Regions from separate parts of the Homo sapiens genome. Here region 1 is linked to region 2. The links are chromatin contacts, found by Hi-C or POLR2A ChIA-PET in ENCODE. All regions are on one chromosome and are shown on one strand. Each heading gives the region's core, a stretch centred on a gene start or an enhancer-like site at or near the end of the contact. The rest is flanking DNA. Distances are from core to core; before and after follow the strand shown.

The links. A loop is a pair of places that touch in the nucleus more often than their neighbours do. ChIA-PET counts read pairs that join two places held with the same protein, here RNA polymerase II (POLR2A). Pooled maps may share reads with other maps.
Region 1: a pooled map shows a loop between it and region 2 (2.2-fold over the local background). The contact joins two enhancer-like sites. A Hi-C loop is called at or near these places in 6 of 50 pooled maps. POLR2A ChIA-PET finds 5 or more read pairs at or near these places in 3 of 52 experiments (CD4-positive, alpha-beta T cell, activated T-cell and activated naive CD4-positive, alpha-beta T cell).

Annotation. Positions count from the first base shown.
Region 1 is chr9:114,651,030-114,655,946 of GRCh38, reverse strand. No RefSeq gene overlaps it. Among named protein-coding and RNA genes, the nearest start is that of TEX53, 4.3 kb to the left of the region's middle. RefSeq lists enhancers at 2,134-2,213, 2,224-2,273, 2,101-2,607. Within about 2 kb of position 2,896, at least 3 of the 41 ENCODE cell types and tissues checked have a DNase peak (open chromatin) inside an H3K27ac peak, as active enhancers do.
Region 2 is chr9:114,364,093-114,369,194 of GRCh38, reverse strand. AKNA (AT-hook transcription factor) reads left to right here. Exons shown (of 22, transcript NM_001317950.2): 5 at 600-756; 6 at 1,498-1,652; 7 at 4,576-4,635. Among named protein-coding and RNA genes, the nearest start is that of AKNA, 21 kb to the left of the region's middle. RefSeq lists enhancers at 1-121, 1,344-1,643, 1,115-2,063, 2,171-2,260, 2,281-2,340. Within about 2 kb of position 2,239, at least 12 of the 41 ENCODE cell types and tissues checked have a DNase peak (open chromatin) inside an H3K27ac peak, as active enhancers do.

The DNA of each region.
Region 1 (4,917 bases), core at 1,647-4,146, 290 kb before region 2:
CAGCACCGCTTGTGCTGAAACACGGAGTATGCAACTGTGAGTAATATGCAGAAGACCCCACATGGTTTCCACATTAGCCAGGGAGCCAGGCATGGAAGTGTATCACTCTGACATAATAGGGCAAAAACTTGGAAAGCAAAATGACAAAGGAGCATTTTGCAACTGACTCGGGGATTAATGGAAGGCTTCCTGGAGGCGATGGTGCTTGAAGGGAAGTTAGCTAAAAGGAGAAGGGATGATATTCCAGAAGGAGGGAATACAATCAGCAAAGTTGGAAAATAGGGGCACGACCTGGGAGGGCATGAGGGTAGCAAAGTACCAAGTCTAGAATGACTCAAGTGAAAACCTGAGCCAGGGTTTGGTGGGAGGTGAAGTGGGCAGAGCATCAAGAGCTTTGTATCCAGGGAAAAGGAGCTGAACTCTATCTTGAAAATAATGGGAAGCCACAGGTGAGTTTTAAGCAACAAAGTGACACAGCCTGATTTCCAACTTTTGTACTATGAACAGTGCCTTAGTCTGTTCAGACTACTAAAATAAGATACCATAACCGGGTGACTTACAAACAACAGAAGTTTATTTCTCACAGTTTTGGAGGCTGGGAAGTCCAAGATCAAAACTCCAGCAGCATCAGTGTCTGGTGAGGGCCTGTTCCTCATAGAGGGCGCTTCTTGCTGTGTTCTCACATAGCAGAAGGGGCAAGGGGTCTCTCTCAGGCTCTTTCATAAGGGCACTAATCTCAATCGTGAGGGCTCTGCTCTCATGACCTAATCCTCCTAAACCTCCCAAAGACCACAATTCTTATACCATCACCTTGGGAGTTAAGATTTCAACACATGAATTTGGGGGAACATTAACATTCAGACCATAACAAACAAGGCGAGTTGGAAGACAACACTTTTTTTGTTTGTTTGTCTGTTTGTCTGAGACGGAGTCTTGCTCTGTCACCCAGCCTGGAGGGCAGTGGCATGATCTTGGCTGGCTGCAACCTCCACCTCCCAGGTTCAAGGATTCTCCTGCCTCAGCCTCCCAAGTAGCTACAGGAAAGTGCCACCACACCCAGCTAATTTTTTTTTTTAATTTTTTTTTTGAGACGGAGTTTCTCTTTCGTTGCCCAGGCTGGAGTGCAATGGCACACTTTCGGCTCACAGCAACCTCTGCCTCCCGGGTTCAAGCGATTCTCCTGCCTCAGCCTCCTGAGTAGCTGGGATTACAGGCACCCTCCACCATGCCTGGCTAATTTTGTATTTTTAGTAGAGACAGGGTTTCTCCATGTTGATCAGGCTGGTCTCCAACTCCTGACCTCAGGTGATCCGCCCGCCTCAGCCTCCCAAAACGCTGGGATTACAGGCGTGAGCTACCGCGCCCGGCCTAATTTTTGTATTTTTAGTAGAGACGGGGTTTTGCCATTTTGTTCAGGCTGGTCTTAAACTCCTGACCTCAGGTGATCCGCCCATCTCAACCTCCCAAAGTCCTGGGATTACAGGCGTGAGCCACTACACCCGGCCAGAAGACAATTTATTAATTAGCACTCCTTATGCCTTCCCCACCTCAGAAAAGAGAAGAATAAAGGAATATGATGTCTATGCCATGGCAATGTGGAGTAAAATTCATACCTTCAATGAAAAGCCCATCCTGGCTATAATGTGAAGGATGGATTTTGTTTTGTTTTGTTTTGTTTTTTGAGACGGAGTCTCGCTCTGTCATCCAGGCTGGAGTGCAGTGGTGCGATCTCAGCTCACTGCAACCTCCACCTCTCGGGTTCAAGCGATTCTCCTGCCTCAGCCTCCCAAGTAGCTAGGACTACAGGCGCATGCCACCACGATTTGAGTGTAATAGTAATCACAATAGACAGCCTGGTTCCTTGCTTACTCTGTGCCAGATCCTCTTCCAAGTGCTTCATAAATATCAACCCAATCAGCACAATAACCCAACAAGGTTAGAACTGTTACTACCTGATTTTACAGATTAGGGAAGTGAGACACAGGTTAAATAAATCTTTTAAGGTTTACACTAACTCACATTAAGTGCCAGAGCTAAGACTTTAACTCAAGAAACCCAACTGCAGAGTCCACACTCTTAACAACTTGGTTATGCGGCCCCTCGATAATGGTAGAATGACATTCAGTTATTACTCTGGACCCCAAATTTACTGTTCATCGCCTGCTCTTCAAAAATGGAGCTGGCCCTTTAAATATTTTTCTTTTGGTAGTTGGTGCAATGCTAGGCTCTGTCAGGAGGGGGAGCTAGAGACATTGGAGGAGGAAGAGGCCTTCCTTTCTGGTTGTGCTGGGCTCATCTTAACAGCACAGAGCTCACAGCTTCTCCAACATCACCCTCCCGCAGTGCAGGCAACTTTTCCAGAACAGGAATCCTGCAGAGGATGGTGGTCAGTAGCACTTGGCAACTAGCAGCTTCTCCTAGTGCCCCCACAAATAGGTGTGCCTCTAATCAGACACTGTTCCATGACAGCTTTCCCTGGCACCCAAGGGCAGACTTCTAGAACATTCTCCCAGACTTCTCTGCCATTGTGAGGCACAGCCATGCCCTTCCCAGCAACATCTGGATCTCAGCTGGGGATAGAGCCTGGGGGTGTTCTTTCTTAGTTCTAGGGGTGCTGGCTGCTCCTTATGTCCATTATTCCTATATTCTTTAAAGCTCTCCTGACTTCTTACCACTCCTTCATTACTCCAATCCCCTGTTCTAGTTAGTACTTATATTAATCTTCTCATATTCAAATTGTTATGTGGTTTCTGTCTCCCAAGTGGATCATGACTAATGCAGAAATCAAATTAAGAGGCTGGGCTTATGTCTGTGGCCCCAGAAATACAGGAGGCAGAGGCAGGAGTATCACTTGAGGCCAGGAGTTTGAGATCAGCCTGGGCAACACAGCAAGACCCGATCTCTACCAAAACAAAACAAAACAAATTAAGCGACTGCCTAGGCAATCAGGACAGACAGTGATACAGGCCTAAAGTAGGGCAGCAGCAGTCAGGATGAATAAGAGGACCTTGAGTCATATTTCTCAGGCAAAGCTGGCCAATTCTAACTCAGAACCATACAGGAAAGAAGATTCTAGGGAATGAGGTCCTTGTGGTATTGAGGCCAAGTTGACAACAACAGCAGATCACTTAATTTTGGGCTATTCCAAGCTGGAGGGGCCTATGGGACATCCAGATGACCATATTAAGAAGGTTGGCAATATTTAGCAGGAAAAGGTAAAAGAACTATAGCTGGAAGGAAGCAGAGAGGCCTACAACATGTGTGTGGAGTTGTCAGCTCACTGCATCGTGGCACCTCTTCCCCATGGGATGAGACCCCACTGGCATCTGTTGGGTGAAGATACAGTTCACTTTCCCGGACCTCATGTCCAGAGTCCTCTTCCACTGCCCATTCTCATACTGTATCCCCTGGACCCACCCTCTTACCCAGATTCCCCTTGTCCTATGCATTCCTCACCTCCTCTCATGCGAAGGTCCCACTTTCCTTCCCCAGCAAACCCCATATTCCTTATTTCTTGGACTGCTTTCTGCAACAACTGTAGCAGGTGCTTTACACAAAAAAGATGCTCCTTAAATGTCACTTCCTGCTTTGATAATTTAGAAACTCCTTCACAGAAGGGATGCAAAGAAGCCTCCATCCTGTGACTTTTTTAAAGGGCTCTCAGCCACAGGGTGACATCTTTCTTTGAAGGATTTTCAAATAGTAACAATAAAAATAATCATGGAAACCACAGCTGGATTTACTTCTGATCATGGTAAACTAGCTTGTATCAGACCAACCCTCCTGCTGACAGCAGTTTAAAAGCAATTGTTCTTTTTTCTTAAATGTGTTTGAATGCATCAGAGAGATATCAACATAGTCAGGACACGAGGGGCCAAGATGCTGAAGAGAAAAGTAGAGAGAGGAGATGAGCACCGAAGCCTTCTTATCCCCTTGAGGCACCTGCCGAGTCCTAAGCAGAGTCCAAGTAGCTGAAAAGTTGAGTAGAGCTTTCAGAAGTCTCACAGCGGCCAGGCGTGGGGGCTCACGCCTGTAATCCCAGCACTTTGGGAGGCCGAGACAGGTGGATCACAAGGTCAGGAGATCAAGACCATCCTGGCTAACACAGTGAAACCCCGTCTCTACTAAAAATACAAAAAATTAGCCGCGTGTGGTGGTGGGCGCCTGTAGTCCCAGCTACTGGGGAGGCTGAGGCAGGAGAATGGCGTGGACCTGGGAGGCGGAGCTTGCAGTGAGCCAAGATCATGCCACTGCACTCCAGCCTGGGAGACAGAGCGAGTCTCTGTCTCAAAAAAAAAAAAAAAAAAAAAAAATGTCTCACAGCTTGGGGTAACAAAAATTGGAGGTTTAGGACTCACCATGAAAGAGGAGTCCTGGTTTTATAAACACACACACACACGTTTTCAGCTAAAACCCCTGTAGGGCTACAACCTGAGAGTAAGGTTTAATCACACCTAGACTAGCTCTCACAAAGCCCAGGGTCAAGTTTATCTCAAGCCTACTTTTCCCAGAAGCAAAAGTAAATCCTGCCTGAGGGAAGATCCAGAGCCTTGTATATCTCTTCAATTTTTCAAAATTTTCATTTTTCAAAATGTCTAGCATTTAATGAAAAATTACCATGAATATCAAAAAATAAGACCAACTGACTGAAAAGCAAAAGGAAAAAAAAAAGAACCAGATATTAGAGTTTGCAGACATAAACTTTAAAAGCAGTACAATTAAATATTGAGGAGAATAGATGACAAGATTGGTAATTTCATTTGAGAACTGGAAACTATTTCTAAAAAAACAAAATTATAGAACTGAACATTATGATGGATGAAATTAAAAACTCAGGCTGGGCATGGTGGCTCACAGCTGTAATCCCAGTGCTTCAGGAGGCAGAGGCAGGAGGATTACTTGAGGCCAGAAGTTCAA
Region 2 (5,102 bases), core at 990-3,489:
CCTCACCAACTGGGCTGGCTGCCATGTTAAATCCATCCTCAAATGATAGAGATCCGCTACCAATGGCAGATTAGTTTGTTTACTTGCTGGTTCACTCATTCATTCGAATAGCTATTAGTTGCTATTATTATCAGTATAATAATTATTAGAAATGCTTATATTTGTTAAGAAATAATTATATGTTATATGGTATATTAATTATGATATAATTATAACACACATTATTAATAAAAAATTACTGTTAATAGGAGAACCATAGGTGTTGGGGTCAGATAGAGCAGTGTTGTGATCCTCATCCAAGGACTTATCAGCTGGGGATTTTGAGTAACTGACTTAATAACCTCTCTGTGTCTCAGTTTTTTCTTCTATATAATGGGCTGTTGGGGTCCCCACCCTGTCTTCCTTTCAGGACTGCCATTAAGAGTAAATGAAAAGGCATGCAGTTCTTCACCTGTGTTTGGCCTAGCCAAGGGCTGCACTGAAAGATGGTATTTATTACTACAGGGCATGTGTGTTGAGCTCCTGAATGAAGATGAGGCGTTTCAGGTGGGTTTGCCCCTACCCTGACTTGGCTGTGCTGTGCCTCCCTGCTTCCACAGGTGAACCTGTTCTCTGACCCACCCCAGCCCAACCACAGCATCCACACGGGAATGGTGCCCCAGGGGACCAAGGTCTTGTCCTTCACCATCCCACAGCCCCGCTCTGCAGAGTGGTGGCCGGGCCCGGCCGAGGACCCCCAGGCCTCTGCGGCCTCAGGTGAGTCCGGGAGAAGAGCTGCAGCTGGAGGCTCCTTCTGCCTGGGATTCTGCTCTGTGGGACTGACTTGGTTCACCCTGGGGATGGCGCTGGCCTCAGGCCAGGGGAAGGAGGGAGGCAAGGCCCCACCCTGGGCACTTTGACTCAAAAGGGTCAGAGATGTGGAAAGTGTCCTGCTTTGATCCACAGCAGCCTGGGGGCAGCCCTGGCCCTGCCACTTGGCATCTTGGTGACCCTGGGTGAGTTGAAAACATAGAGCATTGTCCCTGGGGAGCCCATATCTCAGCCAGGCCCTGTGCTAAGCCTTGACACATGTGACCTCACTTAATCCCCACAATAACCCGCTGAGGTGTGCACTGTTGTCACACCCATGACAGCCAAGGGGACCAATTGGAGAGGTGAGGACACGCTGAAGTTCATACAGCTATGGAGGGGAAGTGTCTGGATTGGAACTCACGTCTCCCTGTGTGAGAGCCCACGCTGTTGACTGGGAACCCAGAGGCCTAGCGTAGCTCTGCTCCAGCCAACCATGTGGCCTGGGGCAGATCTGGACCTTGTTCTCCCTTGTAAATGGGGGACAATGTTCTACCCAGCCCACTTCCTGGGGCTGATGTGAAGATCGCACATGGTGACTGAGCTATAACTTGATGATGGAGGTGGTGGCTTTGACGTTCAGCCTCAGTCCTTCAGCTCCTGGAAGGACTGTTCTTGGCCCCAGCTTTCAGCAGTTGTGTATTCCAGGGTGGCCATCAGCTCGAGGAGACTTGAGCCCCTCCTCGCTTACCAGCATGCCCACCCTGGGGTGGCTTCCGGAGAACCGGGACATCTCTGAGGACCAGTCCTCAGCAGAGCAGACCCAGGCACTGGCTTCTCAGGCCAGCCAGTTCCTGGCCAAGGTGAGTGGACTCCCAGCTTTGCCCCCGAGAGACTTAACTCACCTGGAGAACACAGAACCTCTGCCTGCTTGGGTGAGAGGCACTCTGGGAGTCTCACTTGTCATTCCCCTGCCTCTGCACCGAGTTAACTCAGCCATCCCCAAAACATGAGCCCCTCCCTGGTTTTAGAGGCCACACAGCTCCAGCCTCCTCCTTGTCACCAGTGCTAGGTCTCACCCCCCTTTTTGGCAATGCATCTCATCCAAATCCCTCCACTTGTGCTTGGAAGTGTCTCTAGGCTGGCTCCCGGGAAACTCTGAGCTCTTTCAGGATTCTGGAAGGGTAACAGAATCTCCACTCTACCTTTTCCTCTTCAGGATAAGTTGCCTCACTTTCTTAGTTCATTTTATTAAATAAATCAATTCCTAGTTACTTCTCAAGGGTCTTCGTATCTTCATGAAACAGTCCAAGTAACCGTGAATTGTTTGCAGGTCTGTTTATAACTGTACATTGGCTTTATTCCAGAAGTGGTTTAAAGCACCTTATGAAAATACATACGTTTTAGCCACATTCTGAAAACAGAAGTGAGAAAACTGGGGCAGAGAGGAAGTAAGGGTAGAAAAAAATAAAATACGTGGAGTGAGTAAATAAAATGTTCTGTTGGACCCTAAGCACATTAGAGTCACACATTTAGCTTTGAGCTTCCTAGTTGCCAATGCCAAAAGAGAAATGCAATAGTTACATGCACTACCATGCCCATAAAACAAATTCTTTCAGAAGCACCACCATTTTATTCTTCCCTTCCCTTCCCTCCTCTCCTCTCCTCTCCCTTCCCCTCTCCTCTTCTCTTCTCTCCTCCCCTCCCCTCCTCTCCTCTTCCCTCCCCTCCCATCTCTCCTTCTTTCCCTTGCTTTACTGAAATATAATTCACATACCATGCGGTTGACTCATTTAAAGTGTTTGCTTGCTTCAGCGGTTTTTAGTATATTTGCAGTTCTGCCACTATCACCACAGTCAGTTTTAGAACATTTTCATCACGCACTAAGAAACCTCATCTGTATTAGGCAGTCACTCCCCATCCCCTCTTTCCCCAGCCTCCGTCGGCTGCTCTTCTGCTTCCTGTCTTTATAGGCTTGCCTATTGTGGATGTCTCATAGCAATAGATTCACGCAATATTTGTCCTGTGTCTGACATCTGTCACTTACCATGATGTTTTCAAAGTTAATCCTTGTTGGAGTAGCACATACAAGTACTTCATTTCTTTTCTTCTTTTTTTTTTTTTTTGAGACAGAGTCTCACTCTGTTGCCCAGGCTGGAGTGCAGTGGTGCAGTCTTGGCTCACTGCAACCTCCGCTTCCCGGGTTCAAGCAATTCTCCTGCCTCAAGCCTCCCTAGAAGCTGAGATTACAGGCACGCGCCACCATGCCTGGCTAATTTTTGTATTTTTAGTAGAGATGGGGTTTCACCATGTTGGCCAGGCTGGTCTTGAGCTCCTGACCTCAGGTGATATGCCTGCCTCGGCCTCCCAAAGTGCTGGGATTACAGGCTTCGTTTCCTTTTGCCACCACCATTCTTGGTTCCGTAGCCGGAGACACATTTCTTCTTCGTCCTATATGTTGTCCACAAAATAAAGCAATGTCAAATCATCACACTGAGCAGGAGCTGGGGCCTTAGCTGACCCCTCATGTCTAGTGCTGCACGGTCCAATTCAGAAGCTGCTGGCCACATGTGACTGTTGAGTACTTGACATGGGCTGCTCTGAATTGAGACGTGCTGTGGGTATGAAACACATGCCAGATTTCAGAGACTTAGAAATATAAAGTGTCTCCCTATTTTTTTAGTATTGATTACATGTTGAAATGATATTTGGGGCTAAATAAAATATAAAAATTAATTTTACCTGTTTCTTTTTACATTCTCAATGTGGCTATGAGAAAATTATAGATGGTGTAGCTCACATTATAGTTCTATTTTATATATTATAAAATTATGTAATATGATTATATAATATACATTTCTATATTTCACACTGATCTAGAGCTTTCTTAAAACCGAACCTTACATCATCCCTTGCCTTTTTTTGTAATTAAACTTTTTTGAGCAGGTAATAGATGCCCATGATAAGGACCTTTGCACAGTACAGAGGGCATATTGAGCAAAAACTAAATCTTTCCTCCAACCCATGCAAAAATGTTCAATGCACACACTTGCATTTATAGAAATGGCTGCATAAGCTACTGTACCTTGACTTTTTGAAGTCTTAAATTTGAATATTTATTTTTGGGTAGGCAACGAATTCACATTGTTCAGATTTCAAAGGATGCAAAGGACATGTAGTAGAAAAATCTACTTCTCATTCCTGTCTTCCAGCCACCCAGTTCTCCTTCCCAGAAGCAATTCATATTTTAGTTTCTTGAATTCCTCTAGAGATAGTATATCGTATATAAGCAATGTATTTATCGTTTTCCTTTTTACTCTCCACATATTCTATACAGATGGTAGCATACCGTAAACATTGCCCTGTACCTTGATTTGACACTGAAAAATAGGTCTTGGAGGCATTAATAGCTCAGAACATACACGTGTGCCTTCCTCTTGTTGATGGCTGAATACTATTCCACCGACAGGCATTTAGGCAATTTCTTGTCCCCTCCCTACTGTTCATGCTGCAGTAAATATCCTGACTCATTAGTCTTGATGCACATGAGTGACTTGCTTTGTTGTCAGTAAATTCCTGCAGGTTTCACTTCAATTTTTCTCAAGGCTACCATGCCTGGGGCTGGTGGTAGAAGCTGTTCCCAGCACCCACGTCTCCATGCTTGGCAGAAACCCCACATCCTGAGGACGGACCCAGCTCCTCTTACCAAGGCATAGATGTGGCTGGGTGTGGGAGTCTACAGGACTGGATTAATGGAGCATATTTCCTTCCCCTCCCAATGTCCAGGTGGAGTCCTTTGAAAGACTGATACAGGCAGGACGTCTCATGCCCCAGGACCAAGTCAAGGTACTGCCCAATTCAGGAGCCACCCATGGAACTGCCAGACAACCACTGTCTCCCATGACTCTGTCTCTGAAGCCTTCTTTGCTGCAAGACAGAAAAGAGAATCCCAGACACAGGGTCTCTTTTAGAGCAAACAGTTCCTGAGTAGCTTCCCATGATAACGATCATTATTTCACAATAGTTACCCATTATTAAGCAAGGATGGTTGTGTACAGGGACTGTGGTAAACCCTAGAGTATGTTATTTTATTTGGTCATCATCAAAACCCAGTGAAGCAGTTACATTTATCACCCTCATTTAACCAGGATGGAACTGAAGCTCAGAGGGGTGACTCAAAGGCCCCACAGCTAGTAGGCAGGAGAACCTGGAGCCAGGTCTGTCTCTCTTTCAAATCCAGGGTCATAATCACTGCCCTGCACTACTTTCCACAAATTATCCTGCCTCTCAGCAAGCAGAAAAAGGCCTTTTCT